Regions from separate parts of the Homo sapiens genome. Here region 2 is linked to region 1. A link is a loop called in an ENCODE intact Hi-C map of the cell type or tissue named here. Cell type or tissue: OCI-LY7. All regions are shown on one strand. Links, peaks and the distances in the headings refer to the core of each region. The heading gives the core; the rest is flanking DNA.

Region 1 (2,918 bases), core at 211-2,710:
CGAGGTCATTTTTCTTGATTGACAAAGCCAAAAAGAAAAACAGGTGAAAACCAAGGAGAAAAACGGACCAAAGATAAAAGCAAGCAGCTCATAATAAAAGACAGCTCATTATAAAGGAAGTACAAGTGGCAATTCACAATACAAATGGATGCCCAACTCTACTTGGAATTCAGGAACATCCATGAAAACAACATAAGGAAAACTGTATGAAGATGGCTGGCACCAAGTGTTGATGAGGGTAGGGAAAGGATAACTTTGGGTGAAAGCACAAATTGATTCAGTCTTTGAAAGTATAGTGAGTCAAATCTATTAAAATTTAAAATGTGTATGCCTTTAGACCTAACTCTAAAACATTTAGGAAAGATATGCTCACACACTTGCACAAGGGTATTTGAACAAGATGCTTACTGCTGTTTGTACTAGTGAGAAAAATGCTGGAAACAAGCTGAATGCCCATCTCTAGAGAACCAGTTAAATAAATCATGTTACACCCACATGATGAAACACAGTAGATCCATTTTAACAATGAGTATAAACACCAAAAGGTAGCTGTAGCATATTAAGTAAAAAAGCAACCTTCTGAAGAGTATGTATTGTGTAATCTCATCTGTGTTTTTAAAAAAGTATATAAATATAAATCTCTAGGAAAAGTCTGGAAGACATACTAAAAATTGTTAACAGTTTTTACCTCTGGTGAATGGGATGGGGGAGGCTGTGTTTGATGAAGAGCATGAGATTCATACTTCTTATTTTTTATAGTACTGAACTGTTTAACTTTAGTAAGTATGATTCAATTTTATATTTAAAAAATAACTTGTCCCCCCATTTTTTAAAAAAGAGTTTTCCTTTCTCTTCCTTCCTTGGCAGTTTTCTTCTCCTTGCTCTGGAGAATTGCTCAGAATAAATACTCTCAAGCTCTGACCAGGTGGGATGACCCCAGGAGGTACAGGAGAAGTAACTGACTGGGCTAGAGGCAGGAGAACTGAGTTCCTTTTCTTAGTTTTGCCTCCATCTCACAGTAGATCTCCAGCAACTCACTGAATCTCTGCTAACCTCGGTTTCTTCCTGTGCAAATGAGGCTGTAGGGTAACGTTCCTCTCAAGGTCTCATCAGCTTGGTGGCTGAGCAGTGACCTTCTGTTCACCAGCTTTCCAGCCCCACTCCCTGGCTCCTGAGCTCCATCTCCTGCCTTATATGGGAGGCTCCAGCAGCGCCACCGTTCACACAGAGGTGCTGCTGACACTGATGGACAACAGAGGGCTTTTATTCCACCCCACACCTGCTCTATTTGGGGGCTGCTATCAGCCATTTCACATCTCAAATTTGCCTTTGTTATCTAAATGGCCTCTTTGGGGCTAGAAAGCAGATGCTCTGAGTCATTAAGGAGAGCTGTCTCTGTCTAGGTTTGAAGTGGGTTTCTCTGAATAATTCTGTCACTCAAACACCTGGGTGGCTCTTACATTGAGCCTACAGATGGTTAGGACACCTATCTGTGGAAGGACTGTAGTCACAGGCCCAATGTTCAACTATATAAAGATGACATGCAAAACTCCATAATCAGGACATTGTGTGGGTTTGTGTGAACACGTGTGTGTGTGTGTGTGTGTGTGCATGCACTACCTTTTACTAAGCACTCCCTATGTGCCTGCCAGAATACTTAATGCTTTATGTGGGATACATCATCTAGTCCTCTAACAATCTTAAGAACTATGTATTATTAACCCCATTTTACAGATAGGGAAAACTGAGACTCAGAGAGAGAAAGCAACTTGCAAACTCACTTACAATAGACCAGTTTGGTTTTGAGATGTTGAGTCAAAGGGTATACACAAACTTTCCCCATCTATATCAAGCCTGTGCCCTTGTTTTGCTTTTGGCAAGGAAATAACAGGTCACCCAAGACACCGCAGTGTTTACTGGACTAGGATGAAGTTCATTGCTGACTTCTCTTGATTCTTCCCCATCCTGCTCCCCACCACCTGCCCAACCACAAACAAAATTTGACTATTCCACTTTCTTTCTTCACCAGATATTTGTTTAAATAAATAAAAACCTTCTAGTTGTCAGTATTTGCCAAGTTGTGGCAGTTGGGTGGGGGAGACGAGGGCCAAGACCGAAGAGACGAGGTATAAAGTCAATGTTTATGTGTCATTTAAAATATGGTCTGTGTATGTGTCAGAAGTTTGCACAAATCTCTGAATCAATTTTGTTGATTTGGGCACTTTCTGGAGGATAACCAACATATCTTGAAATATGGGGCTACAAAAAAATTTCACTGGGGTTCATTTTTCAGCGACAGGTTCCAGCTTATCTCTAGTGCCTCCATTCCGAAAATCATAAGCATATGTCCTGCTGCTATTGAGAATAAATTTGTCAAGACAACAAGCTGGCATAGACAAGGGCAGTGTGCAAAACAGGAAACCATTGCAAATGCTTCTATACTCCTCCAGGAGACAAATTACTTTGCATCTTTCACTAGGAACAACTATAGAAGTTAGTATTTTATTTCCTAGACCTAGAAAAGCCTAATTGGTGCCCATATGTCATACTGTAAGATTTCTTCCAGCCCTTTCAAGTGTGCTGCAAGATTAGGATGGGGGAAAAAAGAATAATTGAGCTCTCCTGTGGGTGAGATGACGCCATATGAGAATATACAGACTCCATTTCTAAACTGTTTGGGTATCACGTTGACTTTTTCTTGATTCTTTGTTAGTCCTCTCTCATCCTCACAACCAAAACTCCACCAAGCCTTTGCACCTTCCCCCACAATATAAAAGCCCCAAATCACTTCTTTGTAAGCCTTAAGTTTATTCTAGAGCCCTTGGTTAGTTTTGTAATATCCCAGAAGAAGGTACACATAAGCTTTTTAAGAGGACAAAAGAAATAAGAAATTCATTATTAGTGAATATGAAGAACTT
Region 2 (2,918 bases), core at 247-2,746, 60 kb before region 1:
ACTCCAGGAGTCCTTGCACACAGAGAAAAAGCCACATGAAGACACAGTGAGAAGGCGGCTGTCTGCAAGCCAAGGAGGGAAACCTCGCTAGAAACCAACCCTGCCAGCATCTTGATTTGGGTTTCCAGCCTCCAGAACTGTGAGAAAGTAAATTTCTGTTGTTTAAGCCACCAGTCTGCAGTACTCTGTTAAGACAGCCATAGCAAACTAATATACAGGCAATGAGGATCTGCTATTTAGGCCAATGGTGTATCAGAATCACCTAGAAGGATTGTTAAACATGGATTGCTGGGTCCTGCCCTCATGGTATCTCCTTCAGTAGATCTGAGCAGAGTCTAGAATCTGTGTATCTATCTATCTATCTATCTATCTATCTATCTATCTATCATCTATCTATCTATCATCTATCTATCTATTTTGAGATGGAGTCTTGCTCTGTTGCCCAGGCTGGAGTGCCCTGGCTCGATCCCAGCTCACTACAACCTCTGTTTTCCGGGTTCAAGTGAAAGAATCTATATTTTTAAGAGGTTACAATCTGAGAACCACACTTTGAGAACCCCTGATTTAGACCATGTCCATCCTTAGCCAAATCGTTCCCTTTTTTATTTCTTTAAGGAAAATCAGGAGCACACAAAATAGGTAATTTCACCTTGGTCTTAAGCATTGTCCTGAGGTTTTCCAAGATGACAAAGGAGCAGGTCAGCTTTTAGCCCTTTGCATCAATAGCAGAAGCTCTAACACTGTGGAAAAAGAAATGCCAACTCCTAAACTTTTGTGGAAAGGAAGGGACCGCCACTTTACTCTTCCTCCTGTTGCCAGCCACATGTTCCTTAGCAGGAGAACTCGCCATCATTTTGCTGGGACTTCAAAGGAAGGCCTGTCTGCCAAATGTCTGCACGTGATAAGAGTGATAGTGCATCTGGGAGGCCCTGGAGTTTCTGCAGCATCGAGGCAATTCTCTCACCATGGTGGAATCTGGCACTAGTGTTTCTATGCTGTCCTGAGCCCTGAGCCCTGGGCCCTGGGCAGTCGCCCTCATGGCAATAGAAAGTCTCCTGCAGTTCCTTTATGCAACCTGTACAATACAGCTGTAACTGCTCAAGTCCATGGGCAAGTCTGGATTGCATCTGAAGCACTTCGAGGGGCTCACAGACAAATGTTTTCTGAATGATTGGAGAAAAAGTCCAGCCAGAGGGCTGCTGGAATTGCAGAATGGTTCCTGGTAACTGGTGTCCACCCTTGTCCTTCAGCAACTGGAGTGGGCTGAGCAGGGGGCAGGGCAGGTCTGGAATGGGTCAGCACCATGAGAGCTTTTTGAATGAATGTCTGCAGGGCCATCTTCTCAAATCCACTCAGGACTGGAAACTTTGCTGGTGCTTCCTTTTACATATGTGTAGACATCAGCTATTTGCACTACCTGCAGGTGGCAGCAGAGCCAGCTTCCTGGCTTGAGACTTGTGCAGTCACAATGGGCCCCAAGCTCAGAGGGGTCCACGCCTGGTTTAATGTTCTGTGCTTGCTGTCTTGAAATTCTGAGTAATTTTTGAATGGGCCCTGAATTTCATTTCGCACTGAGCCTCACAAATTATGTAGCTGGTCCTGGGTAGCAGTCTCAACCAAAAAGGAGGAGTAGTGGCCTCAGGGAGGTAATGGATTTTTGATTGTGCTTAATACATCAAGTGAACTTTCAGCTTTGCTATTCTGAAACCCACAGGAACCACCAGTGGGAAGAGATTTCTGCAGTTCACTAACTCCAAGTTAATCCATCCAACTTCTGGCTCCTCAGAAACCTCTTAGTGAGGTTTTGTTGGGTGTAAAGATGAGAATGGTGGGTAGAATCAGTGAGAATATTTTTCCTTTAAGGATCTAATTTCTCAACTAGCAAGCCCTACAAGAAACCTGGCCAGTCTGAGACAATATATTCAGATATTTCTAATGAAACCCAGGAATGGTCCTGCAAAGAGACTGTACGTTTTTCTAGAGCTTGGGTCTTTCCTTATTCCTCTCGTAATCCCCACCTAGTACTTGGCACATGGTAGGCGCACCCAATATTTGTTGCTGCTGTTGATAATACTGACAATAAACACCAGTTTCCTCTTCATCTCCTCTGGATTCCCACAGAGCTAGGGCCACATACCAGGGACCCAGAAAGATCCCTTCTAACGAAGTTGCAACTGCTTACTCTACAAATTGCCTCCTCAATACAAACCCCAAACAAACCAAACATTAACCTCCAAGACAAGGCATCAACCCCCAAGCAAACCAAAGCAATCCCCCAAAGATATTTCCAACCCCTCACTGTACTGGTTAGCTGCTGTTACTACAATGACCTTGTGCAACAAACTACCCTCAAGCCTAGTGAGTTAAAACAACTGCTTCTTCTCATGAATCTGTCAGTGACATTGGGGTTGGTTGAACCAGGTTTGGCTTCTTGGGGAGGCTCTGCTTCAAACTATGGGTCCAGTTGAACTTATGTGGGGAATTGTTCCAAATATGTTCACTTTGGACCCAGAACGAAATGCAGCCACTGTTTAGGGCAAGCTCCTCTCAGGGATTTGGGGGAAGAGAAACAGGGCACATGAATATATGGAAGATCTCTTGGGTCTATGCTCAGATTGTATACTGCTACATCTGTCGACATTCCATTGGCCAAAGCAAATCACATGACTGAATGCAAAGTCAAGAGGCAGGGTAGTGCTCTCTGCCAAAATAAGGTCAAAGGCAAGGATGTGGCTCTAGAGGTGCAAAGCTGAGGCTAATAATTCAATGCACCACACTAACCCTATTATTAAAGATACTTATCTATATTCTAGTTATAACATGGGACCATTGTCTCTTATGCATTCAGCATCCACCAAGTGTGGAGCAAATGCCAATTGGAATGAAATGGAAACATATATCCCATAGTCCAAAATTAT

Evidence for each region. Peaks named below come from ENCODE experiments on the same cell type or tissue, not always from the same donor. Only the 100,000 strongest peaks of a DNase experiment are listed, where the experiment ranks them.
Region 2: it touches region 1 in a loop (2.0-fold over the local background); 4 of 110 quality-filtered maps call a loop at or near these places.

Annotation. Positions count from the first base shown.
Region 1 is chr4:53,743,098-53,746,015 of GRCh38, reverse strand. No RefSeq gene overlaps it. Among named protein-coding and RNA genes, the nearest start is that of LNX1-AS2, 150 kb to the right of the region's middle. RefSeq lists a silencer at 1,007-1,066. In OCI-LY7, for the core only: a CTCF peak has its summit at 1,283; DNase peaks (open chromatin) are centred at 1,075, 1,435 and 2,405; H3K4me3 peaks cover 946 bases; H3K27ac peaks cover 2,500 bases.
Region 2 is chr4:53,803,451-53,806,368 of GRCh38, reverse strand. No RefSeq gene overlaps it. Among named protein-coding and RNA genes, the nearest start is that of LNX1-AS2, 210 kb to the right of the region's middle. In OCI-LY7, for the core only: a CTCF peak has its summit at 1,414 (motif pointing right); a DNase peak (open chromatin) is centred at 1,438.